Linked DNA regions of Homo sapiens: region 1 is linked to region 2. Evidence: chromatin loops called from intact Hi-C (ENCODE). Cell type or tissue: PC-9. All regions are shown on one strand. Each heading gives the region's core, and the rest is flanking DNA. Links, peaks and the distances in the headings are about the cores only.

Region 1 (15,979 bases), core at 4,671-7,170, 53 kb before region 2:
CCACAATCAGGGCTGGGAGTAGGCTGAGGCCAGTGAAGCACAATTTTTTCTTTCTTTCTTTCTTTCTTTTCTCTCTCTCTCTCTTTTTTTTTTTTTTTTTTGGAGACAGAGTATCCCAGAGTATCCCTCTGTTACCCAGGCTGGAGTGCGGTGGCTCCATCTCAGCTCACTGCAACCTCCACCTCCCAAGTTCAAGCAATTCTCCTGCCTCAGCCTCCCAAGTAGTTGGGATTACAAGTGGCGCCCATGACCAGCTGATTTTCTTTTTTTTTTTTTTTTTTTTTTGCATTTTTAGTAGAGATAGGGGTCTCACTATGTTGCCCAGGCTGGTCTCAAACTCCTGAGCTTGAGTGATCTGCCTGCCTTGGCCTCCCAAAGTGCTAAGATTACAGGAGTGAGCCACTGCACCGGGCACAAAATTTAAGGAGGTGCTCACCCTCTGGGTCATGCAAGTTCAGGGTCCATCCTGAAAGCAAGCACCTTCTTACATTTTGCACCCTTGGCATCTCACTCCCATTACCCTGCAGAGGGCCCTGTGCATACCACTCAAACCCGGCTTTCCATGCAGATCCCTGGGAAAATACTTTATTTCTTTGATGTCTATCAGCTCATGTCCCAAACTGCTATTGGAAAGAATCTATACATGGCTTTACACACATATGTGAAAGAGTAAATCCACCTTGCAGAGGTTTTCTTTTGGTTTGGTTCGGTTTTGGCCAGATAGTACATTAATTTTTGAAAATGTGTTGACAATGTTTAAAATTCAGAAGAGTTCAAATTTAAAAAGACACACACATACATTTCTGGCTCCCCTTGAAAACACAGAAGACACAGTCCCTCTGGGCCGAGGTGGAGTGGCAGCTGCCCCTTTAGGCCCTGGAGACATGGCCTGTGCCCCTCAGTACCCCACAGTCCCACCTGTGCAAACTCACCATTTATATGACCTGCTTTATCCTTATAAGCATTTGGGGTTGCAACCTTTGGTCTAGAGAAAAACATAAAATGGCTTGTCTCTAATGGCGCAATTTCAGGCACAGGGCAGGGTAGAAGACTGGGGTGGACAGTAGGAGGAGAACTTTTCTGATGTCCTTGAAATCAGGCCATGGAGGCGGGTCCCCATTCCATCAGCGAGGATGCATAAAGAATTGAAACTTGAAGTTTACGGGTAGAAAAGTGTTATATGACAGCATCAGGAGTGTGGCTAGCACAAAGGGACTAACCCTGGATGGTAGGAGCCCTGGCACAGGGTCAGGAGGCCTCTGCGGGCATCCCACATTCGCCCCTGATCTCTGTTTGATGTTCAGTATGACTCTTTGAAGCCTCAGATTCCTCTTGTGGGCATCCCACATTCGCCCCTGCTCTCTGTTTGATGTTGAATACGACTATTTTGAAGCCTCACATTCCTCTTCTCTTCTTGAGGAGAATCAGGCTGGATTATTTCCCGTCTAGCTCTAACTCTTGACTTTAATGCTTACTATTCTTAGGTGGAATTATTCTAGTAAAAGAGAGTCTCAGAATATTGTTCAGGCCTAGCTTAGAAGAGCAATTGTGCGAAGATCAGAAACTACATTTCATTGATAGCATGGAATTTTGCAACGTTCGCAGCTCTCCTGATTCTTCCATAATTTCTTTGGTTCTGCTGAGAATATACATTTAGAGGAGATCAAACAATAGCCTGACTCAACAATCTCTTGCCTTAACAATTGCTTGTCTGTTTGAGAATTCACTAGGTGTGAAATCTACCTTCCCAAAACTTGCATCTCTACCCTGAAGATGCTGGAGGAGAATAAAGCTCCCTGCATTCTATGCAATCTGGATGGCAGGGTTTTGGTGGGGGGGAACCACGAAATATAGCCATGAGTAAAGCCCAGTCCTTGTCCTCAAAAAGATTACAGTAGGGCAGGGAGGGACACACAAAACCCATAAAATCCAAACATATGGCAGAGTAAGATAAAAGTGTATCAGAGCACCATGGCTCTCACTGCAGCCTTGAACTCCTGGACTCAAGTAATCCTCCCAGCTCAGCCTCTCGGGTAGCTGAGACCACAGGTGCCCGCCACCACTCCTGGCTTTAGACAACAAACTTTTATATCCAGGGAGGCAAAAGCTTGTGGGAAAATCAGAACAAAAAGTAAATGCGGCAGAGCAAAGCTGCAAAAGCAGCAACATGTTACTGCCCTTGACCATGTCTGGATCCTAGACACAAACTGAACTTGGTAGAGAAATTGGGGCTTAAACATGTATACATAGCATATTTCAGTAAACAAACTGTTTTCATTAAAAAAAGAAAAGTCTATCAGAGCTATGAAGTACTTGCTAGGAGGAGTCAAAAAAGGAAGGACTTATATAGGTCTAAGGCGGTGGGGTTTAGACAGGTAGTGAAGGATGGATAGGCACTGAACAGATGAGGATAAGTGGTAAGAAACAAGGGCTTCAGCCATTCATTCATCCACCAAAGACGAAAGCTTCCTACTGCCTGCTGTCACCCTAGGCATTGGGATATAGGCATTAATGAGACAGCCAGGCATCCTGCCTTCATGCCACTTACCTTCTAGTAGGGAACATAGACAAGTTCACAAATACCTAAGATAATATCAGATACTGTTAAATGCTAGGAAGGCTATTAAATGAGGTGATTATCATAGATAGTGACTATTAGATGGACAGGGAAGCCCTCTCTGAGCAGGCTCCAGTTGAGCTGGGTCATGAGATACTCTGGAGAACATAATTTCAGGAAGGAACAGCAAGTACAAAGGTCCTGAGGCAGAAACAAACAAACGAAAATAGCAATATGGCTGCAGGACAGGGAATTTTGGAGGAAGAAATTAGGAGATGAGGTTGAGAGGTGAACAAGGGCCAGATCATTTGGGGTCTCATAGGTCAGAGTAAGGAATCCAAATGAAATTCCTTTTGCTGTGGGAAGCCAATGGATAGAAGCTGACTTTATAATTGTAAAAGACCCTCTGGCTATTGTATAAGGAATGGACTACCAAAAGGCCAAATGGAAATGGGAGGCCATATTACCCTGCTCAGGCTGCCATAACAAAATGGCATAGACTAGGTGGCTTAAACAGTGGAAATGATTTCTCTCAGTTCTGGTGACTGGAAGCCCAGGATCAAGGTTCCTAGTGAGGGCTCTTTTCTGGCCTCCAGAAGGCTGCCTTCTCACCAGGTCCTCACACAGACTATCCTCAGTGTGCTCAGGCAGAGGGAGAGAGGGATGTCTCTCCTCTCTCTCACTTCTTATAAAGCAACAAATGCTATTGGATTAGGACCTCACCTTTAAGCCCTCATTCAACCTTAATTAAGGTAATTACCTCCTAAAAGCCCCATCTCCTAATACAATCACATTTCAGGTTAGAACTTGAAAATATTTGGGTGGGGGAAGGGGATGGGGAATAATTTGATCTTTAGCAGATACCAATGAAGAGTTAATGGGTATCCTAGCAAAACTTATCCCAGGGATCTGAAAGAACAGGAGGATGAAACAGACTTTACCCTGGTGAGGGGACTCTGGCCTCACACGGTCATGTTTATAGCCTGCTTTGCCACTTAGATACTTTTAATCACTGAAAAATAGAAGGAGGCCAGGCACAGGGGCTCACACCTGTAATCCCAACACTTTGGGAGGCCAAGGCAGGCAGATCACTTGAGGCCAGGAGTTTGAGACCAGCGTGGCCAACACGGTGAGACCCCCATCTCTACTAAATATACAAAAATTAGCCAGCATGGTGGCACATGCCTTTAATCCCAGATACTTGGGAGGCTGAGGCACAAGAATCTCTTGAATCCAGGAGATGGAAGTTGCAGCAAGTGAGAGAGAGAGAGAAGATGAAAGGAAGAAGGAAGGAAGGAAGGAAGGAAGGAAGGAAGGAAGGAAGGAAGGAAAGAAAGAAAGAAAGAAAGAGAAAGAAAGAAAGAAAGGAGGGAGGGAGGGAGAGAAAGAATGAAAGAAAGAAAGAGAAAGAAAGGGAAAGAAAGGAGGGAGGGAGGGAGAGAGGGAGAGAAAGAATGAAAGAAAGAAAGAAAGAGAAAGAAAGAGAGCAAGCGAGCAGTTTTCTTGTTTCTAGAATAATTAGTATGGGTCTCCATCCCAAGACAGACTTTTTGGTCCTGTGCTAGAAAAGACTTCCTGAGCTAATTCATTTCATTTATTTCTAAGTATCTTGTTTTCATCATGGCATCTCCTGCAGGAAATGAAAATAGCCAGCAGCTTCGGCATAGAGAGACTGAGAGGTCCCAGCCCAACACCTCAGGACAAAGGCAGGGCATAGCAGATTAAATGCCACCATTGCTGCAGTCGCCTGCTCTCACTTTTCTCTCCCTGTCAAAGCTGATATTGAGTGTACTCTCCCTGTGAATTGAGCATTCTGTCATCAAAAAGCTCGGTGATGAAGCTTATCTCATTTTTAAAATCAAGACTTGTCTCCCGTCTTTAATACTGGATGACTAATACCTAGGTCATTTTTTAAAAACTAAATTAATTTGATGCTCTGATTCCCTGTTGTTGTGCAACAAATTACCTTAAAACGTAGTGGCTTAAAATAGCCATTTTATTTTGCTCACAGTTTTGTCAGGAATTGTCTTTAAACATGACAAGATGATAAAATAAAGTATGACCAATTCAGCAAACATGTATTGAGCACCTACCATGTCTCCATTACACCAGCCTGTCCTGCAGGCAAAAGCAAAGACACAGTGGGGTAGAATTTATGGGTGCATTTGGAGAACTGCAAGTCCTGGGTATGGCTGGAGTTTGGGTTCATGTGGAACCCAACAAGGGACAGGCTTCAGAAGTAGACTGAGGCCAGATCCTCAAAGCCCTCGAATGCCAGGATAAGAAATTTCAACTTCATCCCATAGGGTATGGGCAATAGGGAGCCATGGAAGATTTCAGCAGAGAAGAGTCACTGTCAGATCTATGCTGGGGGATAGGCAGGGAATAGATGCTTCTATGAGAAAAGAGTGAAGCGTCTGGAAATTTGCCCTCTTATTCAACACCTGAGGGGCTCCACAGTTAATATTCACCTTCAGCAGAGCTGACCTCCTGGACCTCATTTTACCCTAGCCCTGTTTCTTTGCCACTGGGTGCAGCTCAGCATGAAGAGTGCATGAGTGAGAGCCACGGGCCTCCTTAGGGGAAAAAGAACAAGTACTGCCCAAGTTGCTACATTGCTCATATGCATTGTTACCCTGAAAGGGTCACAGTCCCTTGCCTCTACAGGGAGTGGGGGATGAGGCTGCCTTGGTGTGGCTCAGAAAACATATTGAGGCTTGGCAGCACCTGAGAACATTTTGAAAAACTTCCCACCAGGTTTTATTTGTTTTGTTCACAGGCCCTTAAAGTTAGCAACAGAAATCACCTCTGAGGGCTTGGTTCCTGATGGCTCTCCAGTTCCCAACAGCTGTGGAGGGCCTCTCCTGGCCCATTTCCCTGACCAACCACTCCCTGCCCCTGTCAGGCCCCTCCCACCTCAGAAGAGGCCACAGCCGCAGGTCAGCTCCAGGCAAAGGCACAGGGTAATTAGAGGCTGCTAATCACTACCACGATAATAATACTAGTGAGTTAGGGAATGATTCACAGATACCAGACACCAACTTAAATACATGTATCCTCTCATCTAATGGTCAGAACAACCCACAAAGGAGGCATAACTATTTTCTTTATCAGATAAACTGAGGCATGGAGAGCAACTCACCCAGTTGCACAGCTAGTATTTGGCAGAACCTGGATGCAAACCTGGCTCTGATTCCAAAGCCGAGGCCTCTTGGCCCTCCAGTCTCCCATTTCTCAGCGCTTCCCTTGGGGAGTTGCCTCTCCTACTGCCCCCTCAGGTACCCAGCCCCCTGCACCTAGATTTTATCATGTAAGCATCCAGTTCTTCCCATATGCAGCTCCTTTGTCTCAGTTGTGTCAACTAATTTTATTACCCTGGGTAAATCCCTTCATTCGCCTGGGCCTCAGTTTCTTCATCAGTAAAATGGGGATGCCCAGTCTGTCTTATAAAGTCAGTCCAGGCACTAAATCAGTTGGTGTGCTCCTGCGGCCCTGGGAACCTGGGATGGGCACTTAACTGTAAAGTCTTCTTATGACAATGCAGAAGTGACTCATCTGGTGAGCAGCCCAAGCCCTTCCTGTAGGCAGTGAGCACTCAGGAGGTTTCCACAAATAGATTCAAGCAACAGGTGTCTGCACCCTGGGTAGCTCGGTACCTGCCAACTCTGCTGGCAATGCTCGCTCTGGGCTCTTTCCACAGAGAGAGGTCACATTCCATGGCCCAGCAGCCCAGCACAAGGAAACAGCCCTGCCCACACACAAGGAAAAGTGGACATTAAGGGTTCTGCTTGTTTTTAAAAGGCTTATGGGCCTCCAAGGCAGAGGAGAGAAGAGCAGGGAGACCAGGTCTAAAGTGAGGGTGGAGACTCTCCTTGTTCCTAGCTGTGGAACAGAAGCACTGTCTCCCCAGGGTGGAGGCCAGCAGCTTTCCCAGCAGGCAGACTATGAACTGCTCTGCTCAGACTTCAGACTTGGGTCTGGCTTAAAAGGAGCACAGAGTCATATTTGCTGGATTAGTTTCCTAGGGCTGCCATAATGAAGTACCACAGACTGGTGACTTAGAACAACAGCAATGTGTTGTCTCACAGTTCTGGAGGCTGGAAGTCCAAGACCTAAGTGTTGGTGGGGCCATGCTTCTCAGAAACCTGTAGGGAAAAGATCCTTCCTTGCCTCTTCCAGCTTCTGGTAGCACCAGGCGTTGTGAGACAGGATCACTCCAGGCTCTGCACTGTTTCTGCTTGGCATTCTCCCTGCTTTACCTCTGTGCATGTCTACCTCTGTATCCAAATTTCCCCCCCACAGTGTTTGTTTTTGTTTTTTGTTTTGTTTTGTTTGAGACAGGGTCTCACTGTGTCACCCAGGTTGGAATGCAGTGGTGCACTCTCAGCTCACTGCAACCTCCACCTCCCAGGCTCAAGCGATCCTCCCACCTCAGCCTCCTGAGTAGCTGGAACCACAGGCACACACCACCATATCTGGTTAATTTTTTGTGGTTTTCATAGTGAGAGTTCCACCATGTTGCCCAGGCCGGTCTCGAACTCCTGAGCTCAAGTGATCCGCCCGCTTCAACCTCCCAAAGTGCTGGGATTATAGGCGTGAGCCACCGTACCTGCCCTTCTTCTTATAAGGAAACCAGCCATTTTGGATTAGAGCCCACCCTAATGATCTCATTTTAACTTGATTACCTCTATAAAGGCCCTATTTCTAAATAAGGTCACATTCTGAGGTACGAGGGAGTAGGACATCAATATATCTTTTTGAGGAGACACAATTCAATTCATAACACCTGCCTTCTTTACCCTGTGTTTAGTGGGGAAAAAATGGGGGCTCAAAAGATTTGAGTTTGAGCCCCAGTTCTGCCAATAACTGGCTACTTGGTTTTGATGAGTGATTTTGACCACAGTTTCTCCTCTTGCTTACTTGGGGAAAAGATTAGATGAGATCATAGAAATCACCAAATTTATAGCCTGAAGTGGCCTCTGAGATCATCCAACATTTCCCAAAGTGTGCTCACCAGAATATTAATCCTGCAAAGTCCCCTTGGGATAAAAAGGAGGGCTGGTTGTGTGAGTCCCTCTCCGAGACTCTCAATATGCATTACCAGAGGGAAGTTCCCGAGAAGTCGCACAGTAAAGAAGCCTTTGTTTGTCCCTGCATCTCCCAAACTCATTTCACTATGGACGCTGTTGTTTGGGTAATCCCTGGTAGCAATCTCTTGATCACTGATCTACATTTGGAAAATGCTCACATAGATTAACCCCTTTAGTGCACATTGGAGAACCAGGATTGAGACTTAGATCACCTTTTACCTGCTCCCAAATCTCTGTCTCAGGCTCAGCTTTGAGGAAAACCCAAATTGAGACAGATGGTTGTTCCTGGGATAAAAACAGCTTTACTGCTAATTTTAAATTTTTAACATTATTTTCAATACTATGTACTCAGTAAATTTTCAAACAACACAGAAAAGAATAAGGAAGATAAGTAAAACTCACCTTAAATCTTCCTACCCTAAAATAACCAACTGATGTGGATTACTTCTTTATTACTCTATTATTTCTGCCATTTTTTTTTTTTTTTTTTTTTTTTTTTTTTGCAGACAGGGTCTCACTCTGTTGCCCAGGCTGGAGTGCAGTGGCGCAATCTCCGCTCACTCCAACCTCCACCTCCCAAGCTCAAGTGATTCTCATGCCTCAGCCTCCCAAGTAGCTCGGATTACAGGCACACACCACCACATTTGGCTAATTTTTGTATTTTTAGTAGAGATGTTGTTTTGCCATGTTGGCCAGGCTGGTCTTGAAATTCTGGCCTCAAGTGATCCACCTGCCTCAGCCTCCTGAATTGCTGGGATTACAGGTGTGAGCCACTGTGCCCAGTCACTTCTGCCACCTTTTGATTGCACGAGGAGGTAATGAAGCTCAGGAACTGGGATAGGAGCTGAACCCAGAATCAGTGAGTTCAGAAGCATATCCTGACATGAGTTGTTGCTTAAATTATAGTCAAGCCCCTTGGCCTCCTTGTGCCTGATTCCTCCTTACCCCTTTAGAGAGCAGTGTCTATGGCAGAGTCTGAAAATTAATAATATTCATGGCTACCATTTATTGGGTTCCTACTACGTACACATAATATTATGTTACACATTATTGCACCCAGGAAATTAACCCTCACATCTTCCCAAGGAGGCAGGTGATACCATTAAGGCTTTGAGAGTTTGACTTGCCTCAGATCTCACAGCTGCTAGCAGCCATAAAGCCAGGACCCTAACTCTGAAACTGACTCCCAATTCTGCCTGACTCTGAAACTTTCTGCATAACTGTAACTCTGTGACTTCATACACTATATGCGGCAAACGTCAGTCCTATTTTCTGACCTCTCAGCTCCTGTTAAATGCCTTTGCTGTGTTTGGAATAGTTTTAGCCCTGTGGATCCTACTACTCCAAAGCAAAACCCAGAAGACTCCAATCAAATCTGGGCCTCCCTTTCAGACTGGATGAAAGTGTGTCCAAGGCTGGGACAATCAGACACACTCCTATAAGACCTTGATTCTAAGAGAGCAACTCAAGGAAAGAGACTTTCCAGGGGATCCATTGTGCTGGCAAGGATGGCAGCAAGAGGTCTGACTTTTGGGGTGACAATGTTTGCAAGGATGAGATCTTGGCATAGCAATAGTGGTGGTTTCTTCTATGGCTTAGTGGGACAACAGTAGGGGCAATGGTCCCTCTGTCAATCTAGTTCTACGGAGCGGTGTTTTCATTGCTCCTTAAGTTTACCTTCAGACCTTGCTCTCCACCTCTCCTGACGATTCTGAGAGCTCTCAATATCCTTTTGATAAATTCCTTCTCTGCCCAATCGGCCAGAGTCAGCTTCTGTTGCTTGCTCCCAGAAAACCTGACAGATGTGTGCTGTATCAGTGAGAGAGAGTGAGACCTCTCACTACACAGAACTCTAGTGGCTTTGGGTGTCTACAAACTGCAAAGCAATGAACAGAGATGGCCAGTTTCTCATCAATTTCTTTAACATAGACAACAAATTCATTAGATCCCAAAGTGAACTTTTGGCCAAAGTAGTACAAATTGGTTTAAACCATATTGATTCTGTTACCTCTCAATTGCCTAATTTCCAATTCACATTATATTTTGTGCCTTGAGTCCAGGTGTTAGAAGCCAACAGGAAAACTAGACTTTCTTGAATGGGTCTTCTGAAAGAAATTTAATTGAAAATCGTATTTATTCTTTAATCCAGTGGTTCTCAAACTTTTTAGTCTCAAAACACCTTAAAAATATTAAAGATTCAAACAGGTTTTGTTTGAGTTGGATCTGTCTATAGTGAGGCAGTGGCATTGTTTGAAATTTCTGCAAATCCCTTTAGTGTCTGGTTTTTTGGAAGACAGCTGAGTTCTCACATTTCCCTCTGCATTTAGTCTGTTGTGTGTTACGTGTCATGTAACCTCTGGAACACTCCACTGTACACTTGCGGAGATTGACAATGAAACAGAAAATATCATTTTAACATTATTATGAAAAGAGTTTTGACCTTACAAACCTCCTGAAAAGACCTCCCCAGTCTACACTTTGAGAACTGCTGGCCTAATCTCTAAACCTTTTCATGTCTTACATCTTAGATTGCAACTGATTCACATGACAAGTCCCTTTTATACCCTTACTGTTAACCTAATAATGTGGTCTCATCCTTTAGAACCATTCTATTCACTGGACCCTAATCTCTCTGCTTGATTAGAAAAGGTTCTGCTCAAAAATCAGAAAACCTAATTCTGCCATTAACTGGCTGCATGATGGTAGACAGGTCAGGGACCTTGGATAGGTCCATCGGTCTCTCTGGGCATTAGTTCTGCACTTGCCAAACAGATACTTACTTAACTCATAAGAAGACTACTTAAATATCAAATTGGATGGTATGCATGAAAATACTTACAGCACACATATATGAAAGAATACTATTCCAATATTTGAATGGTTGTATTACTTTGGTTGCTTTGGGTTGCTAGTAACAGAAAATCTAACTCAAATATCCTTAAATAGATTGGCTCATTTAACTGAAATGCCTAGAGGGGGACCAGATCTCAGGCATGGTTTGACCCAGAGGTTCCTGAGGGAGTGTGGGCTCTGATTCATGTTTTCTGCCATACTCTCCACTCCGCAACTCTGCTCTGTGTTGCTTCGGCCTCAACTATTCCTTTTCCTGTTAGTAACAATAACCACTGAACTTCCTACCCCACCTGCTTATGGCATACCACCCAAAGCAAGAAAAAGTACCCATTCCAGAAGCTTCCATAAAAGAGAGAGAAACTTTCTATCTCAGAAGTCCTCAGCAAATGTTTCCTCTTTGGTCCAAAATAGGTCAAGTGTCCATCCTGAACCAATTGCCAAGGTGTAGGTAATAAGATAAGCTGATTGGCAAAGCTAATCAAAGTGCACCCTGGAACTAAGGTAGGATGACTCTCGCAAACCGTCTGGCTTCGAAATTCTGTGTTCTGTTAAGAAATTACAAAGTTGGAATAGTTGTTCAGAGAACAATCAATGAAAGTCCAATACAACATCACATATCTGTATTTCTTGACCACGAAAGATGATCACAATATATGATAAATTGAAAAGTTAAAGAAGAAGAGTATGTCTAGAAGATTCCCATCTTACAAAATGCACATGTATACATGTACACATATATGTGTATATGTATAATATATATACACATATACGTGTGTATGTATAATATATATACACATATATGTGTGTATGTATACATGTGTGTGTGTACACATACTGTATCTGCTTAGCGGTAACGACTGGGGTGGGATTATGGATAACTAAGCATTTTTGTTTGTTTTTGTTTCTCTACCTTTTATATAATTAAAAAGTATAGTATTTTATGAAAAATTTCAATATGGGAAGAAAGTCTAAGATACAATGTGAAGCATGTTCACCAATCATCCCATTTCCTGCTCCTAGCACCCTCTAGTCCATCCTAGGACCTAAGGCTGACCTCACCAACCATCTTTCATGTTACCTAATGGAACTCTAGGCAAAGGGTTGAGCCAGGCTCAAGAAACTTCTCCCATCTCTGTACATTTTGCTTCAATATCCCTAAAAAAATCACAAAAGTAGGATCTCTTGCTCAGAATAGAAAGCAGTCTATTTTCATTCATAAGCAATTCTAATTTCACTGGTTCTCTTCCCTCTCTTCCCCTCTCCCCAAGCCCTCTACCAACTCCCATGACCTCATCATGGTATTTAGAATAATAGCCTTTTCCCACAGGTCATCAGCTTCTAAAATAAATATATTTCCATCCACGGAAGCTGCAGAGTCACTGGAATTATTATACCTCGGTTCAGAGTCACAAGCTCATTAAAGACTGATTATTGTGCTTTCCAAAAAGAATGACAGTGGAAGAAGCAGGATGATTATTTTTTATTTAACTGAGGAAGGAGATGCACAGGCAGATTAACGTAAAAGTCGGCTTCTGGAGGAGGTAGTTGAGACAGCTAGGAGGTAAGAAAATGAGAGAACAACAACAACAATCTGAAGTCTTGATAATCTGAATTTCCCTGGAAGACACCAACAACAATGAGGCAGTTTGGTCAGAAGGAAGAAGAAAACTTAAGAATAGAAATCAGGAATTCTCGATCCCATTCTGTTCCTTCCTCCAGTTGGGACTCTGTCTACATCTCTGAGCCTTTGAAATTGGGTACAATCAAGGATGGCGAATGACTGACCTCCCCCTACCACCCTTTACTAATCCATCCCAGCACCTTTCCCAGTGAACCCAGACAGCAACCCTGTGCTCTAAGCAGCCACTCTCCATTTATCAAAATGAGCACATGAGGCTGTCTATTATCCCTAGCCTAAAGATTTCTAAAATGCCCATACAATTCTGACTTTCTGATTTGCCTCTGCTTCCCTGGGCCTACTTCACTTGCTAAAAGCTCATAGCTGGCATTTAACAATCAGTCAAAACATCATTTATTAACATCACTTATAAAAACAACCGATAGATATGATATGTTGACTTTTGAGAGGAGATGGAAACAATGGTGACACATCAAACTTTAAATGTCAAAGGGACTGTCACATGCAAGAGGCAGTCAGTATAATCTGTGCAACGCCCAAGAGATAGGACAGGGGCCACTGAGTGCAGGTTACAGGAAGACTAAGGGCATTGTTTGCAAACAATGAGCTGATCCATACAAGGGCATTTCTCAGTCTCTGGAGCAGGCTAAGTGGCCTCAGCCACCTCCAGGGGAGGCTGTAGAACACCAATCACAAGACCAACACCTATAAGGGCCAGGCAGCTGATGTAGTCAGGGTGTGTGGCAGGGTGTGGTGAGCAGAGAGCACAGGTCTGGTCTGGAGGGGACAGTCACTTTGCAGCCCCACGTTTCTCCCTCCCTCCATTCCCTGCCTTCCAGCTGCCCTACCTCCTTTCATGCAAGCCTCCTTCCTGTTGCTTTCCCTACTAAGCAACGTGTCATGTCTGTCTGCATGGAGGCATAGGTAAAGAATGAGAAGATAGCGTGAGTGGCATAAATGAGGTGCCATGGGAACAAGAGCAAAGAGAGATGGATTTGGTATAATGGGATTGATGGAGAATAAGACATTGGCTCTGGACTTTGAAATGGGGTTGGGGTCTAATGTGCATAGTTAAAAAGGAAGTGTCCTCCAGGCAGGAAGACAGCAAGAGCAAAGGCACTGAGGAAGGAAGATGTTGGCACAGAGAGAATATGAAGAAGAAAGACATAAAGCAGAACTACAGATCCCAGGCAGGTCACAAAAGTGCTCAGATGCTTTGCAAAGTAACTTGGGCTTTACAAAACAGGTTAGAGATTTTCACATTGTTCCTTGATTCTCAGCTTTCCCAGGATAACCCTCCTAGCCGCTTGCCCCACTCCTTACTCATGCCTTGCCTCAGGAGGGAAATGGGAAATAGGTACAACTCATCTGACCGATGGATTTGGGAAGAGGAAACAGCGTGGGTGGCTCAGTCCCTGGGGACCTGCCTACTGCGAACATTTGTGCTCTGAGCTAATCCTGCCATGGCATCAAAGGCAAAGGTCCTCCCCACAGCAAAGCACATGGTGGCCTCACTCTGCAACCAGATAAGTCTAATTCAAGGGTGGCTTCATTAAAAAGCCCGATTAGCCAGTACACCTAAAAGCTGCGTTCTCCAAGCAGCCTAATCAAGAATGAAGGTGAACTTTTGTTCCTCACTTGCCTCAAGTGGTTTCCTCAAGTCATTCAGAACTCAGGCTTGCAATGGTGGTGAAAGCGATGGTTGGCAGCTGGGCACGGTGGCTCACGCCTGTAATCCCAACACTTTGGGAGGCCGAGGCAGGTGGATCACAAGGTCAGGAGATCAAGACCATCCTGGCTAACACAGTGAAATCCCATCTCTATTAAAAAATAGAAAAAATTATCCAGGCGTGGTGGCAGGCACCTGTAATCCCAGCTACTTCGGAGGCTGAGGCAGGAGAATGGCATGAACCCGGGAGATGGAGCTTGCAGTGAGCTGAGATCGCACCACTGCACTCCAGCCTAGGGGACAGAGCAAGACTCCATCTCACAAAAAAAAAAAAAAAAAAAAAAGGCTGTGGTTGGCGCCTGAAGCATCAACAACAAACCTCTACCCAGATCTACCCAATTTCAGGGATTGAAGCCCAAGCATATGCCTTTGAAAAAGTTTCCAAAGTGTTTCAAATACACAAATAACTTCATTATTTGTGTAGTAATAATCCCTGACATAAATACTGGGGAACCATAGAAGGTTTTTGAGCAGGAAACATGTGATGGAGATTGATAGTTGCCTACCCAAGTATCTATATTCCCCATCATTATTAACAAAACCTCCAGTTTTATTTAGAGCATAAATGTGCCCCCCCACCCCCGCCGCAAAAGGACATTTCCCAGGCTCTCTTGCAGGTAGATATGGCCATGCAACTGAGTACTGAACAATGAAATAAAAGCGAAAGTGTTGTGGTGGCAGCTTCTGAGAAACTTTCTGAAAAGGCAGCTGGCATTGACTCTTTTTTCCACCATGTTTAACCTCTTCCTCTAAACTTCTGCCTAGAATATGGATGTGATGGCTGGAGCACTAGCTGCCATCTTGAATGCTGAGTACAATGGCCACATTCTTGGCCAAATAGAGCTAAAAGCTTCCAGAAACTTGAATCCCTGATTGCCATGGAACCACCCCATATTAGAAAAAGAAATAAAGCCTTATCTTGTTCAAGCCTCTATTCTTACTTAGTTTTGGGTCACCTGCTGCTGAATCTAATCCTAACTGGAAGAGAAGTAATACGAACCAAAATGTGTTTTAATCACACCACTCCCCATGTTAGACACACTCAAATTATTCAATCAACAAATTGAGGACCCATAAGATGCCAGGCACTGGGGACAAAATAAGGGACAAAGCAGATTATATTCTGCCCTCTTATTACTTACAATATATTGCAGGATATAGGTGATTATTAATTAAACAAACAATTACAAACTGTAACAAGAACAATAAAGGAAACACATGTGGTGCTGAGATAAGAAATAGGGGAGGTAGTAGTGATCAGAAAACCTACAGTAGCTATGGTAGTCAGAGAAGCTTCTCTGAGGAGGTGATAATTAAACAGAAGCCTGAAGAAGGAAAGGAATCAGCTATGTGAAATGGGGGTGGAAGGAGGAGCTTTGCATATAGAAAGTATGGCACATGCAAAGGCCCTGGGGCAGGAAGGGCCTGGTCAGAAAAAGAAACTGAAAGTAGAACAGGGTAGCTGGAGCATCAGTGGAGCAGAGATCATCATTCTCATAGGAACTGGCATGACCCATTGACAAGGAACAAGTTCTTTTGAACATGTATCTTGCTAGCCTTCATTTTAAATCTTTACATCTCATATGAAGTAACTTTCTGAGTATAATGGATACCTCTGTGAGGCCAAATGGAATATGATCATGGCCAAAAGGAAGGGGCAGACAAGCTTTCATATATTGTGGAGCTGAGGGAAGTGGTGGTGGAAAAACAGATGGTTTTCTTGTTGGGAAATAAACTTTAAGGAGAGAAGAATATGTCCTTTGAGTTTATTCATAAGTCCACAAAGCTCTGCTTTCTTAGCCAAACACACCACACCCCAGGAACCTTCAGATACCAAATATTAGCATCTTTCCACCAGAAAGGCAGTGCTCAGTGGTAGCATGTCAAGATGGAAGAGAGGGACAATTTTTTAAAAACGGGGAAAGTTGCAATGCTGATGAGAAGGAAGAATGATGGAAGAATCTAAATTTGTGGGATTTATCTAAACCAAATTGCAAATATCACCAAGAACAGAAAATTAAGCAAAGATTCCTTACAAAAGCAAGTTGATGCTCCCAAAGCATTGGCTCTCAACCCCAGGAAAGCTAAGACCACTGGGGCCCTGGCTTCAA
Region 2 (15,979 bases), core at 6,376-8,875:
AACATCTTCAAAAGCCCCATTTCCATTAAAGTCACATTCACAGGTACTGGGGTGGTGGGGTGGGGTTAGGACTTAGACGTATCTTTTGGAGATCTGCTATTCAACCCAATACAAAGTCTAAGAAAGAGAATTTTAAAAGTAGATTGAAGCCCTGTTTTGACAGTCTTTGAATGCCAATTTTGAATGACTTTGAGGTTATAGTTCTCTTTAGAGTTGTGATGGTGGCAACTTTTACTTACATGCTATTTAAACATCTCTCTGCAGGGTCTCCTCCTCTGCCTTACTGTTCCTCTCTGACACCCTGGAGCCCTTCCCTACTACTTTATGTACTCATGAGGGATCCTGCAGGACAATAAGCTTTGATAAACTTGATAAACTCCAACATTGCTTTTTCATGTCCTAATCAAAATGCCCAACTTGTATCATATCCTCTACATGAGTGACGATTAATCAACTAAAATAATCTTATAAGATTAAAATACTCTCATGATTAATCAAATAAAATAACCTTATTTTAAAATAATAAAATAATTAAGGCACTGGCTCGTCAACATTGTTAGAAATTGCACATGTGGCCTTTTGAGTGTGTCTATGTTAATGAGTGCTCTTGCTTGCAGAGATGCAGCTGCTGCTGGGGACACCACCTGAAGCAGGGAGGGAGAAATGCCCTAACTAGCTGCTTCTTCTTGTCCCCAAAATATCATTGGCCAAACTCAGCTAGAAGCCAGCTGATGCAGGAGCCTGGGAGCTACAGCTTGCAGAGATAAGATCCCTGTGATACAGAACAGAGGTGGGAAGGGAAAGACACTATGGGAAGACAAGTGGGCCCTGGACCAGCAAACTATTATTATCCCCATTTTACAGAAAGGGACATGGAGCTCAGAGAAGGTGATGTGATTGCCTAGAGTCATGCAACTGGTGAGTATGAGTGTGGACTTTGAATCCAGGTCTGTCTGAATCATAAGCCTGAGGTCTTGCCAGTCTTGCCTGGCTCTCACTACCATCATAGAAATTTCACTTGCTTTGTCTGACTGCTTGGTCAAGAGATAGACCAAGGTCCTGAGAGGCAGTTTCATGGCTCTGAAATCTGCAATAAAACCTTCCTTGGATTCAAGATCTGGGCTTTTATAAAAAAAATTCTGGGATACATGTGCAAAACGTTCAGGTTTGTTACATAGGTATACATGTGCCGTGGTGGTTTGCTGCACCTATCAACCCATCATCTAGGTTTTAAGCCCCACATGCATTAGATATTTGTCCTAATGCTCTCCCTCCCCTTGCCCCCCACCCCCAAACAGGCCCCAGTGTGTGATGTTCCCCTCCCTATGTCCATGTGTTCTCATTGTTCAACTCCCACCTATGAGTGAGAATATGCGGTGTTTGGTTTTCTGTTCCTGTGTTAGTTTGTGGAGAATGATGGTTTCTAGCTTCATCCATGTCCCTGCAAAGGACATGAATTCATTCTTTTTTATGGCTGCATAGTATTCCATAGTGTATATGTGCCACATTTTCTTTATCCAGTCTATCATTGATAGGCATTTAGGTTTGTTCCAAGTCCTTGGTATTGTAAATAGTGCTGCAATAAACATAAGTATGCATGTGTCTTTACAGCAGAATGATTTATAATCCTTTGGGTTTATACCCAAGATCTGGGCTTTTTGAAGGGCACAGAGTTGCAGGGCTCCAGCCTCCTTCAGGAAAGAACCCACTGAGTCCGCTGCTGCAAGTGCCATCAGCAGACACTCCAGCTGTCAGCATGAGCTTGGCAGCCTCAGCTGCAGAGAGCCACCTTGCCCAGGAGAGTACCCTTCCCTGACAGCACATACCCAATCACTGATAAAGGCTCAGTCTTTTCAGCTCACTGAGGACAACTCTAATAAACATCACAGTTCAACTTCTGCCTCTGTTCAATCCTGTTTCCTCTCCCTTCCCCAAGTGCCGATCCCTAACAACAAACCCTGACTATGACAGCCTATGACAGGACTTTTCGTTGTTATTGTGCTCATCTCAGAGCCCCCTCAGTCTACACATATACTGGATGATGGTGGCAACAGGAGTGAAAGCCATGGCAATGACCATCGTGGAGGTGGTTTCACCTCCTTCCATCTCTAGACAGTGTGCAGGCCTGTCCCCAGTGGAATTTTTCTGGTTAATTTAGACAGAAAAACAAATGGAGATACCATGAAATGATGAGGCACTCCATCATTTTTTTTGATGATGATCCATTGCTTCATTCCCCCAGAATGAATCACCAAAATAGTATTTGATTGGAAGGTCAGTGGAAGTACAACCATCAGCTTTTTAACCCCACCTCTTTGTTTTTTTATGCAGAGGGCAGAAAATGTCTTCTGGACGACTTACTGTCTTGATAGTGTCTTCATACTGGAACAGAAACACAACCTAACATTCTGTAGCCCTTCTGGGCTATTGGGGTCTTCTCTCTAGAGGTAACTAGACTGGTTTCTGCCTTTCTGTAAAATATTCCCTCTGAAGATTCCCAGGATGCTTGGAGAAGTGCTCAGACCCACTGATTTCTAATACCAGCCCCTAGAGCCACAATAAAGGCCTGAAGCTTGGTGGGGCTTCCAAAAGCCATCAAGTCCACCTCTCTGCCCTTGGGAAGAACCTCCCACCACCACCAACATACACATATTTTCTTTCTTCAAAATGAAATAAATTCCTTATTTTCTTGGCTATCCCAGCTCACCACTATCCAATCAGATGACACAAGCTACTGAAGCTCTGTAGAGCTGTGGGTGGCCTCCTTCACAATTTTCTTCCCTGCCAACTAATTCCTGACCTTAACCTTCTTAGGTGTCAGTGCAGCACCTATTATTCATGACTTCATTGACATTTCTTCCAAATCCCTGAAGCTGGTGGTGACTCATTCCCTCTTGTCATCAAGGGGCATCATTGGGCTGTATACAGTACATGGCATGAAGTTCATTTTAGCTGTTCTCTGAAGTCTTGCAACAAAGGAGCTCTGAAAATTTTTAATTTGATGACCTGGAGGCAAACATGAAGATTTCCAATTTAACAGCCTGAAGAATTAAATTAAACAACCTGTGTGGGTCATGCAGGGACAAGGAGCCTGGACTTGCCCCCTTGGGGGTCAGAGTCCTCAGGTCCATGGAAAGTTGGTCTAACAAAGGTCTAAAATGTCCACAGCAGTCCAGGCCTTCCCTAGAGGGCCCCGTTTGAATTTATTCATGTACCCAAATGCAGTTTGCACGAAAAGGGTATGTCCTTGTATTTTCCATGGGATATTTTCTTTAGCTGAAAAGAACTGAACATTTATTGGGCTAAATGAGAACTGAGAATTCGTGCTCCTAGACAAAACTGGTGTCTTCACAGCACTAATTAAGTCAAACAGGATGGCAATTTCCTGGGAAATTGCATCAAAACTCCTAGCTTCATGGTCGTTTGGTGGTATAGGTCCCCTCCACCCCGATTCTTAGAGCCTGAGCCACACTGGCATTTAGATAAGAGAAGGGGGCTTTGGTAACATAATTCATGGTGGAGAAAACAACAGTGGCCTTTTCAGTAAAATCATGCACAGGACTTATACTAAGAGAAGGTTTATCCTGCAGGATAAAAGCTTGTTGGCTTGCAGATGTCCTACCTTAATGTCAGGACACAGTTATATCCTTTTATTCTCTTTTCTCCCCTCCTCTATTCCCCACTCCCACAAAACTCAAGCCCACAACCGCAGCTCCTACCCAAGAGCAAAATCTGAAATAAGTCACCGACAGCCTTAAGGACCAAGCTCAAGGAAAAATGAAACTCTGGAGTTAAACCCAAGTCACAAATATATGACCCTGAGACCATACCTAGTGCATGGATACATCAGTTTGGTTCATATACAGTATCTTACTTTAAAATTTCAACATGCATTTCTAAATTGAGAGAGTCCACTAAAACTCCAGTTTTCCAGTTTCTCCTGAAAAATAAAAATATCCAGCCACAGCTGGATAGGATTCCTGCACAGCCAGAACCAGCTGGAGCTCAATAACCAGCATCAGCCCCTTCACAAGGGGCACACCCTCTCTAATTCGCCTTCCTTGTGCCACACAAGTTCCAGTTTTGCATAGTTCTGCTCTGGTCCCTGCAGGCATCCAGGTTTGAGTCCCCTGAATTAAAGCAGGGAAAGGAGAAGAAAAAGGGAGGGTCAACTGAGAAGAGGTTTCCCTGATATATTTGTTCAGATGCTTTGGTATAGATGGAACAGCATACGTGACTAAAAGTTGCTTAAACAACAAGGGCCGGGCATGGTGGCTCACGCCCGTAATCCCAACACTTTGGGAGGCTGAGGTGGGCGGATCACTTGAGGTCAGGAGTTCGTGACCAGCCTGGCCAACATGGTAAAACCCCATCTCTACTAAAAATACAAAAATTAAGCAGAAATGGTGGTGCATACCTGTAATCCCAGCTACTCACGAGGCTGAGGCAGGAGAATCGCTTGAACTCAGGAGACAGAGGTTACAGTGAACTGAGATCACGCCACTGCACCCCAGCTGGGGGACAGAGCAAGACTCTGTCTCAAAAACAAAACAAAACAAAACAATAAGGACTTTTATTACTTCATTTTAAAAAAGTCTACAAGTTGGCATGGTTAGATTGTGGCTCAACAATGTCAAGGCTCTGCATCGGCTTCTGTGCCATGTTTTTGGCTTTCTCCTCACAGTGGCAGGATGGCTGCCAAGCACCACATCCTCATGACATGCAAAAGAAGAAAGAGAGAGAATGGGATTTCTCCTCCTATGTCTCTTTCTTATCCAGGAGCAAAATATTTTCAGAAGATTCCAGAAGACTTTGACTCAGATCCCATTTGCCAGAACTAAACCACATGACCATCCCTAACCCAATCACTGGTGAATGGGAATGAAATTGTCATTTCTGAGCCAGACCAAACATGGCTCATTCCCTAGATTCAGCAGAGGGGGGTCCATCTTAGCATACTGCTGCAGATACAGTTCTGTGAAAAAGAAGATGGGGAGAATGGTAAGTATGGGCGACACATACCATTTGTGAAAGGTGGCATCCTGAGATTCTGTTAGAGTGGCTCTGTGTTGGAATGCTGGGGAAGAACTGAACATGTGGCTGAGTGGAATCCGCCTCTGTGGGGTCTGTTGGTGCTATAAGTAAAAAGTAAAGGACGATTTGTCCCTTCTTCTGGACTCTATGTATGACCAGCTGACAGTAAAGTCATTTTGTTATGAACTCTACCACTCCTCCCTTTCACCGTTAGGGGCCTGGCGCTTGTGTTTCAGGTACTTGCCTGGCCATCAGAGAGCAGGTTCCCATCCCTACCAAGGGCCCAGAATTTGTTCTCCAGATTTTCTTCCCCTAAGGGGTGCACAAAAAGGAGTTGCCTTTGAGAGCAGTCGTGGGACTCAGGCCTGCAGTCAGAAGGGCAGCCCCTCTGGTTGAAGCTCTTTACTAAAAGGACTGATGATGTGTTTTCTGGAATGGGAGCCTCAGTTCATAAATCAAGGCTTGTTGCCTGCCCCTTTTCGCCTTCTCAGAGCCGTGCGCTCTGAAAAACACTTAGCAAATAAAGTTTCAGCTCCCGGTCCCCTGTGTCTCCCCTCCACCCTTTGTAAACCACTCTGCTAAGCTAGAACTGAGCAAAGCTGATGACCTCAGAAGACCCGGGGACAATAGGAGAACTCTGTCCAAGCCTCTTCCCTCCCACTGCACCAGATGGGAAGGTCATGCCGGGAGCCAGCTCTGGAGAAGTCCTTCATGCCCTCTGGTTGCCGTGCACCCAATCTTTGGGTGCAACAGCACATCAGTTGGCAAATGTCAAAAACCGAGAAAATAATAATTTCAGTACTCCATGTTGGCGTCATGCTCTCCAGCCTCCTTCTAAACACTTTCATATCTCATATCTCATTGGGTCCTTCTGATGACTCTGAGCAGCCACTAGGGCAGTGGTCACAAAAATCATTAAATCACAGTCATCATAGCCACTATTTTATGGACTCCCTACTGTGCACCAGGCATTGTGCTCAGCACTTTGCACCCATTATGTCTCTCAATGCTCTCAGCCCCATAAGGTAGGTACTGTCCCTAACCCCACTTTATAAGTAAGGAATCCAAAGCTCAGAAAGAAGGTGCAGCGTGCCCAGGGCTGCTCAGTTCACAAACGACAGAGGCAGGCTTTAAGCTCAGATCTCTTTAGTTGAAAAGCCTGGGCTTTTAATAACTACTACTTTATTCTCTCAGTCTAGGAAGTGATGTTTTGATGGCAGCTGGAGTGAATGCTCTTGAAATCCACTTCCTGATTCTTCCTTCTCTCCCGAGCCTTACTTCCTGTTTTCTGACCTCTTCTGGGAACAACCTGAGTTTCAAGTGCCAGATTAGGTGCTCTGAAACCTAGAAAAACAGGTTCAGGTCTCTTCAGCTTGGTCTTGTCAGGACTCCAGGGCTGAACGAGGCCCAAGAATCAGAGGACCAAATGCCGAGGCAGTCTCAGGCAGCTCCGACAGTCCGGGACGCCAGGCCCAGCAGTCCTACAGTTGCCCTCTTGAATCAGTCGGGTCCAGAGATGAGCAGCAGCTGTTACCTAGGCTATGTCAGGGCCAGGAGCCAAGGTAAGGGTCAAGGACTAACAGGAAAGCACATGAGGGCTGAGCACAGGGTTTGCACTGGGCAGCTGGGATCCAGTTCAAGGGGCCTCCTGCCCCAGATGGGAACAAAGCTCCAGGAACACACTTGAGCCAACTGAGAAGAGAACTCCCACTCAGAGTAGGGCTCCAGTCCAAGGAGGGAGGCTGGGAAATAAGGAGCCAATAAACCAGACCATCTCAGGCAGTTCTGGATTCCCTGTTTTCCGCGTGCAATCTGTCTGATTAATTCAGCTAATGTGTTATTGGCTGATAACAATACCTCATTTCCCCCAGGTAGCACATATAATAAGGTGAAGTAACCTATTTCACCATCTTTAATCCTTACCATGATTCCCAAAACATAGCAGGTGTTAGGGAGTCTCCATTTTACAAGTAAGCAAACTGAGGCTTGGAGAGATTAGGTGACCTGTGCAAGGTCTTCTACAGGAAGTGACAGGATTGGAGTCCTAGTCTGCTTAGCTCCCTAAAAAATGTTCTTTCTTTTCTATCATGTATCATGTATCACACTCAAGAACCAGAACTGTGGGGTCTTCACACACTGCAATATTGAATAGATCATGCATGTATCCATTTATCAACTAACATCTTCTCTGTGCTTGGTGCCAGGAGTGCCAGAGTGGATAAGACAGACAGCCTGTACCCAAGGAACTTACTGCTCATGCCCCCTAGACTTTTCTGATGTCGCTCAAAACCCAGCAAAGAGCCAGCTGCCTCCTTACATCCTCACCCCGGCCCTGGGTGAGGCAGGTCGGGTCTGCTACTGCATATTCCTCATGCCACTTTCTCTGCTTGTTACAGAAACCACACTGTTGACAGAGGCAGAGCTGTGGGACCAACGGATTAGACTGTATCATTTTGAATCTAAGCTGCATCCTCTGCAATCAGTGGCCTCTGCTGTCCCAGAGGTTTCTGTTTGTTTGGGGTTGGGAGGATTTGCTCGGATTAGCGTAGAGATTGTCTGTTCACCGGGGAAAGGGGCCCAGTGACTGACGATGGACCAGCTGGAATGCAGTCAGCTTGGCTCCTCCCATGAACCACAGCTCTGGAGTGACACAGCGCTTCTGCTGGCTCCAGCAGCAACAGGCGCCTGCCTGTAAGCACGACGGTGGGAATGACATCTTTTGGTTATCACTCCATCACTGAAACTCTTTAGGAATAATTCCAGCCCCCTCTCCAGCAGCCAGGACTATAAATAAAGATTCCCTGGGGATGCTGAATCCTGCCCTTCATCCTGGCTGCCTCTGTGACTCATTCCACAAGCCAATTCTTCTTCTATCTTCTTAATTATGGGGAGGGGGGAGTGAAAGTCTGTGCATATCTACCTGCATGCTGTGTGCATTGTCTTAGTTGCAGTCCACACGCATATGCATGCGTGTGTGTGGGTACATGTGTGTTTACCTGTGACTCGGTGTTTAAGCTTAAAATGTAGACAAGTGGCTGGGTGTAGTGGCTCACGCATATAATCCCAGCACTTTGGGAGGCCGAGGCGGGCGGATCACTTGAGCTCAGAAGGTCAAGACCAACCTGGCCAACATGGTGAGACCCTGTCTCTACTAAAAATACAAAAATTAGCTGGGCGTGGTGGCGGGCGCCTGTAATCCCACCTACTCATGAGGCTGAGGCAGAAGAATCGCATGAACCTGGGAGGAGGAGGTTGCAGTGAACTGAGATCGCACCACTGCACTCCGGCTTGAGATACAGAGCGAGACCCTGTCTCAAAAATAAATAAATAAAATTAAAATTAAAAACTTTAAAAAGTAAAGGGTAGAGAAGAGATGCATTCCTCATACATATTTCAGTGTGGCGATTGTTAGCTAAGGCTCCATAGTAAATCATATCTCCATTTATGAAGGCCCTTTTTGGGCACTACCCTATGCTAAGTAAGGTGAATAAGACACAAACTCTATCATCTTCATAGACTACAATTGCTTAAAGCAAATAAAATCCCTGAAGCGGTGGCAGCAGTTGAGAGCAGCATTTCATAAAAAGAAAACCCTCACCTATAACAGAGAAGAGTAAAGGAAACATTCATTTACTGAATTTCTTCTTCCCCACACCAGGCACTTACTAAGTGCCACATAATTCATTCCTTAAAACAGTGCAAGAGTTTCCCATCCCACTTTTCAAAGGTGATAAAACAGGCCTATAGAAGTTAAATAACTGGCCTAAAATTACAAAGACCATGTGGACCCAAGATGAAATGTGAATTCAAGGGTTTGGGGCAGAATCTTAAAGGTCATCCCATCTAAACCTTCATCTAATGCTTGCATCTACCCTACAAAGCTCATGAAAACTGGTCATTCAGCCCCGTGGTAGGAGAAACTCAACTCTCAAGTCAAGTGGTTCCATCTTCAGACAGTGTCAAACTGCTAGCAAGCTCTCTTCTATGTTGAGGCCAAATCTGCCCCCTTTTTATTTCTACCCATCCAAGTTTTCCTATGCCCTCTGGGGCTAACACAGCAGGTCTAATTCCTCCTCCTTATCACTGTCTTTCAAATAAGTCGTCTTCCATTTCCTTACCCAGCCAGGCCATTCCACACTTGAAATTATTTCAAATCCCTAAATATTTGTTCATCACTGTATCCTTCATGCTGGTACCCACAGTGTTGCCACTTCTAGGTTAGGTAAATATCAGTTGAGTGAATGAAGAGATACATGAGCTCTTTCAGGGTAGATGGTGCCATGACTTGTTTCATTAAATCTTTGGTCTTAATTAAAGATTGCCTGGTTTCCAGGAACAGTCTATTCTGGCTACTTTAATAAAAATTCTGTGTAGTCCCAGCTACTCGGGAGGCTGAGGCAGGAGAATGGCGTGAACCCAGGAAGCGGAGCTTGCAGTGAGCCGAGATTGCGCCACTGCAGTCCGCAGTCCGGCCTGGGCGACAGAGCGAGACTCCGTCTCAAAAAAAAAAAAAAAAAAAAAAAAAAATTCTGGCATGATGGAGGGATTCAGGTGACTCTAAAGACAGGTAAATGTAGAAGATTACAGGGTCTTGTGGAATGAGAACAATATCAGAAAGTTCTCTCTCTCTCTCTCTCTCTCTCTCTCTCTCTCTCTCTCTCTCTCTGCCCTTTTCTCCTCTGCCCCTACCCATTCCCATGTTCTCTATATCTACCTTCATTTTGTGTATCTACTACATTCTCTTCTTGGCATGCCAATTTTCTCTATTGCACATGGCTCAACATGGCAGCTGTCCCAAAGACATACCCCCTCACAGCTTCATGTCTGTCAGCATCTAAATGACAGAGGCTCTGTGTCCCAATAGAGAGGAATTGATTGGTCAAGTGGTCACTCCTAGACCTATCAGCAGTGGCTGTCAGGCAGTGGGGAGGAATCTACTGGTACAAAATGTGGCTGTATTAGGCATCTCTTTAGCAAGGATTCGAAGGCTGTCTTAGAGAGGAGGGAAGAATCTTTGGGAAGGAGTATGAGTGAATAGAGTAGAAATGCTGACATCTCTTGTACACCTTTAAATACCAATATTATAAATAGATCTGAGAGGTCAGGACGCTCTCAGAGAAGTATACTATCCTAGGATTTCCGGGCATGGGCTGTAGGGACTGGAGGCTTTCAGAACTTCTTGCACCTCTGAAATTCTGATTCAGAGCCATGAAGTCCTGGAAAGCCTGACTAGTGGCATGGGTGTCCCGAAAAGGGCTCAGGCTTCGCTTTTGCAGAAGGACATTGCACTGGACCTATTTGTGGCTCCTTAGCATCTTGTCAATGATCCTAGCCATCTCTGGAAACACAGAAGGTCCCATCTGCAAGCGCTGAACACAAAAACTGCTCATTTTCTTCCTCCCTGTGTGCATAAAGTTTGTATGTGTGCAGTGCTGAGGCTTATGCAGTAGGGAGGGGATGAAGAGGAGGAACTATGGAAATGTGACTGTTTTGTAAAATAAATTAATAGACTCGTAGGCTAGAAAGTCCCTTACAGATCATCTAGCCATGTAGTCATCAAAGGGTGTGCCTCAGACCTTGAGGGTTCCCCAGAAGAACCTCAAGGACCAAAAGAGGAGGTAGCAGGAAAGTGTACAGGAATCCTTCCTGAGTAGACAGGATTCCACCCACCAGCATCCTCTGGCAGCAGTGCAATCCTGCTGTTCTTAGCTTTATATGTCGGGTTGTTATGTATTGTTTCACTGGTTTATAGGTGAGGAAACTGACTGCAGAGAGGTAGAGCAACTTGCCCACGATCAGATAGTACTGGTTCCCAGCTGTGCTGACTCCCAGAGCCCTCCTTCTGCTGGCACGGGTCATATTGAGACAAAAAAGAGAACAATGATTTCTGACAAGGAAAACTGTCATAAGAGCTAACCATCTGTGTCTTCCACCTGCAGCAAAGCGTCAGGCATTCACTATTGACATGTTTCCATCACCCAATAGCCTGATCATACAGCTGTGCTTGGTAATATCCAAGCTGCAGAACAGGGATGAACTCGTGGCTTCAGGGCTCAAGCTCTCTAAATTGCCAAACTTGCTCCTGGGTGTCTGTTCATTTTGCAATTAGTTAATTGGCAAAGGGACCCTGTAACTGTTAGGGCAATTTAAATGCAATCAACAGAACTCAACTCTAACCAAAGAGAGAGAGAGGGAGAGAGAGAGAATGCTGAGAAGCTCTCCAAACTGACAATATCAAGACGCCATGGCTGGAATAAATGAAGGCCAACCAATCTTCCCAAGATTCAAGGTCCTAGGAGAGGGAGACAGACTGGATAAGCTCAGTTCACATGACCACCTCTTTACTGGCCACTGACATTCTCTTGTGCCAGTTGCTGGTTCTAGGCTTTCCAAGCCACCATGTTTACTGTTACCCTTAAGGCAAGTCTTAACTTGTCACTCAAGCAAGCTCTCTATCTCACAAGTGGCCCTTGCTCCTTCTCTTTTTCCCCCTTCCAACTTGGTTTTTATCATGCCTCCACTCCTACAATCAAAAAACCCACCTCTTTTCAAACTCCCAAGAAGAGTTTCCCTGTGTTCTCAATGTCTTGCAGTCTGGCACGATGATTCTTTTATTTGACTCACACATGTAATTTTTTTACCATGTTCCCTCTTCTAGGAACTTCAGAGAGATTTCTTTGGGATTGAAACAGAGGGCAAGATGCAGAAAGTGTTGAATCCAAAATTACCCCTTCTCTAACAGACTATCCAAGAATTAGACTCAAACTTAGAGTCAGTTCAGTACAAGACTTAAAGGGCAACTCTTGTTGTCCACTTTGGTTGAAGAAATTTAGCCTAGAGCAACAGTCAGTGCCAACATGTTCCCCACTGGTTCTCCTAGAAGGCCTACAGGGACTTCATATAAACAGAATTTCTGTGTCAGAGTCCCTGCAGCAGGACACAAATTAGGCCTTCCCCATGGACTTGGCTGCAAAAATATTTAAACACATAATGTCCAAAGTTACTTCAAGCTCTAAGAGTCTATGACTCCCTGATGATGCAAATGGAATTTATTTCTAAGAAGAGGGTGATGAACATCTTACTCAATGAACCATAATTCACTTTGCCAGATTCCAGAGACTTCCTGACTGGTTCTTGAGAGAACTCCCATGGTGCTGAATATCTGCCACTTGCCTGGGAGTTTATGACATCAGACAGCAGGGTCTAACCTGACTGTTGGAAGGAATTGTTATCTACACTATGAGGCAATAGGCTCATATATACCCTCAATACCAAACACATCACTTTTACTTGACCCAGGCCAATTGACCAGTGGATGAGGGGTTGCCAGTGGTTGAATGAGCTGACTACTTGCGACAGAGAGAAGTGGTCTGTGGCATCGTCTCCACAAGCAGCCTTTGTTATGGCCTAAAGCCAAAAATAAATTAAAAAGAAAAAAATCAAATCAATTATGGATGTAGACTTAAGCTATGCTTCAGGATTGGGATGCAAAAAATAATTGATTGTCCCATGTAAGTGAGGAATATTTTCCCAATCCCTAAATGGCATGCTATTATGTTTGGGGTTGTGTTATGGCTTGAAAGTTCATATGCTGGAAATTTGAAAACTTAATTCCTCATGCAACAGTGTTGAGAGGTGGGACTTTTAAGAGGTGATTAGGTCATGTGGGCTCTGCCCTCATGCAAGGATTAATGCCATTATCCAGGAAGTGGGTTTGTTATTATGGAAGCAGGTTCCTGATAATTGGATGAGTTTGTCCCCCTTCCCCTCTCTTGTGTATGTTCTCTTGCCCTTTCCACTTCCACCATGAGATAATACAACAAGGAGGGCCTCACCAGATTCAGGCCCCTTGATCTTGGACTTCCCAGCCTCCAAAACCATAAAAAATAAATCTTTGTTCTTTATAAATTACCCAGTCTGTGATATTCTGTTATAGCAGTGCAAAACAGACTAAGACAGGTTGTTTCTCCAAAAATGGGAGTGGTTTTTCACCAATCTATCCACACTGGTTCTTCTTTGAAAAAAATGTATCAACTATGTAATCTGTAACCATAAAACACAGAGGAGTTAGCCAAATGAACTAGAAATGTTCAGATCTACCACCCTGCAATGCAAAACACTATTTGAGATGGACTTGCCATCTTGAATAGAGAAAGGCTTCCCATATGTACAACTGAAAAGGCAGATGCTTTGGCACATAATCAACTGTCTCCTCCGCTCAGTTACACAACTCACTGTTGTGAGTGACAGGCTGGAATCTTGAAATTAATTTCCTTTGGCTGGTTCTTAGTAGCTCAGCACACCTGGGAATGTTTGGCTCTTCCACCTGAAGTGTTTGTAAGAGGGAAAAGAAAGTTGGAAGCAGAAATGGTACATTTCAGCTGCCCTCTCATCAGAAGATGCAGGGACCAAATTAGCCCAGCCCACACTGAGAATGCTGAGTAAGATCAGAGTCACAGACTATCAGAACAGGAAAGAGACTGGGAGAGCAAGCAGTCCAAACAAGAAAGTGATGAGAATAACAGTAATAATAAAAATAATAATAGTGAAATTTATTTATTTTTCTGGAGATTTTTGTCAGATGCCTAGCCAGCATCCATATCAGCCTTCTTCCTTCCTAATAGAACCTCAATCAACTTCCCTCCATGTAGCCTCAGGTGAAACTGACTGCAGCCCCCAACTCCAGGGTGAGTTCTATTGGTCAAATGCTGCCTACCAGTGATTGGTCACAACAGGCATGTGACCCAATTCTGGCCAATGAGACATAAGCACATATTTGCTAATGGGATTCTACAAAAAAAGTTTCATTTCAAATAGAGAGTCTCAGAAGAGACATCATTCTTCTTCCTCTGGACACTAACACTAACACATCTAGATGTGATGCCTGGAAGTGATGTAGTCATCCTGCTATCAGCCTAAGGTTGGAGCCAATGCACAGGATCACAAAACAGAAATATGGGGAATCCCAGGTCCTTGATGACACCACTGAGGCACTTATTTAACCAACCTTGAAGACATCCTCTTCCAGAACTTCTTTCTAAATAAAGCTATTACACATTCTTTTTTATGCCACTTTGAGCTGGAGGTTTGATGAGCTGCAACGAAAAACATCCCAAGTTAGACAGTGTTTACCATGAGCCAGCCTTTGTACTTGTAACTCTACAAGCATTGTTGCACTTAACCGTTGTGACAACCTCTGAGAACAATATTATTATTATCCCCATTATACAGTTGAAAAAGACTAAGTCTTAGAGAAATTAAATGACTTTCTCAGAATCAATTCATAGATGGTAGAGACTAGATTCAAAATTTAAGCAGTCTGACTCCAGGGTCTGCGCATTTAATCTCCATGCTATGCAATCCAGAAAAGGGAAAAACTTGCTCCAAAAAGCACAATAAGTTAGTATCATTCAGGGATTAAAAACTGACATCCAGTTGTCTTTCAATGCTTAAGTAATGGTGATGATTTTGGAGAGCAGGAGCTAGTGTAGCCAGTGCCATCACCTTTAACCAAGGCATCCTTTCTCAAGGGACCCATAGTCTGCCTTAAATGTCTGGCTCTTTTTTCTAATCTTTGATCACATTCTCTGTTTGTCTATGCTCATCTCCCTTCCACCTTCTTCTTCATTTCTGCCTTTTCAGCTCATTAATTGACTTTTTGTAGCCATTAAAGAGAGACATGTGAATCTCCTGGAAAATCCCCCATGACAGGAGCAAGATCCTTGCCAATGAGGAGTTCTCACCAGCAAGGAAATTAAGCTGTCTGCTGGGGGCATGGAGGATGAGTTGGCAGGTCTCCCATGCTAATTGATTTCATCTTGATTCAGTGAGTCTCCCAAGCCAGGTGACAACTCAGCAGTGCCCAGAAGTTCCAGGCCTAGAAAGAAAGCAAATACTTGAAGCTGCCTCTTGCTAAGGATGAGTCACAGGGGGCTCTGCCATAGGGACCTCATAGGCCTTGGATTGTCCATGAGCAAGGGGACATATTGATGTTGGCAATGTCATCACGCTAATATAACAAACAGAAATGGGAAACCCACTCTTACATTGCGGAGTGTTGTGGTTATGAGCATGGTCTTATAATTAAGCAGATACGGATCTGACTCTCAGTTCAGTTACTCGCCAGCTGATGAAAAAAAAGAGAGTAATGGAACTTTCCCTGAATTTAGTTTCTTCCTCTGTAAATATATATATACATACATATACATATATATACATGGTTGTGGGGATTAGATATGATGAGTATAGTATCTAGCACCTAGTAATGCTCAGTGCCTTCAAAGACAATGATATTGACTTCAAAGATGATGATGATGATCATGATCATGATGAAAAATTGAGTGGATAGATAACGTGTTAATTCTCATGGTCAAAGATTCTCCTTAGTAACAACTCAAGACAGGTGTCAGACTCATTCAAAGAAACTCTCTGCCTCAATTTTGCCACATGTTACCATGTTTCTTCCCTCCTAACAAAGACTAGACTACGTACAATTCAGTGCACTTGAGCTTTAACCAAACAATCAAGTGGCTCTTCTGTGGTTGGCTACAAAGATGATTTCCCATTATATCAAGCTATGTTAATGGCAAACATCCAGCTCAACTAAATAGAGCCAATTAGTCAGGCTACATGTGGAGTTGGAAAATATAAACCAACACAGATATGGTTAATTTCAAGAGGGAATGTCAGTTATAGGACAACTAAGCTTCAGTGTTCAAAGCTATTATAATCATCTTATCAGATGGATGTTGAAAAGACTTCAACTATCCTTATTCAAATATCTCCCCAGGATTTCATCTCTATCTACCATTAAGTGTGGTGTGGCTATCCAGTTGACCAAAATATACATGCCTTGTTTGACATGATTTTGAGGAAGATAAGCACCCAGACTTCTAAATCAAGTGGTATAAGTAAGGCCATGTTTAGACTACCGTTTGAGCAATGC

Evidence for each region. Hi-C counts contacts between places; a loop is a spot of excess contacts. Peaks named below come from ENCODE experiments on the same cell type or tissue, not always from the same donor. Only the 100,000 strongest peaks of a DNase experiment are listed, where the experiment ranks them.
Region 1: a loop joins it to region 2, with 4 times the contacts of the local background. A loop is called at or near these places in 3 of 110 quality-filtered maps.

Annotation. Positions count from the first base shown.
Region 1 is chr5:159,820,464-159,836,442 of GRCh38, forward strand. All of the region lies in intron 2 of LINC01847 (long intergenic non-protein coding RNA 1847), which reads right to left. Among named protein-coding and RNA genes, the nearest start is that of LINC01847, 43 kb to the right of the region's middle. In PC-9, for the core only: no CTCF peak of the experiment used is centred there; DNase peaks (open chromatin) are centred at 5,348 and 6,138; H3K27ac peaks cover 2,500 bases.
Region 2 is chr5:159,871,647-159,887,625 of GRCh38, forward strand. It overlaps a transcript of ADRA1B not described here. Among named protein-coding and RNA genes, the nearest start is that of LINC01847, 8.3 kb to the left of the region's middle. RefSeq lists an enhancer at 2,136-3,335. In PC-9, for the core only: no CTCF peak of the experiment used is centred there; a DNase peak (open chromatin) is centred at 7,645; H3K27ac peaks cover 827 bases.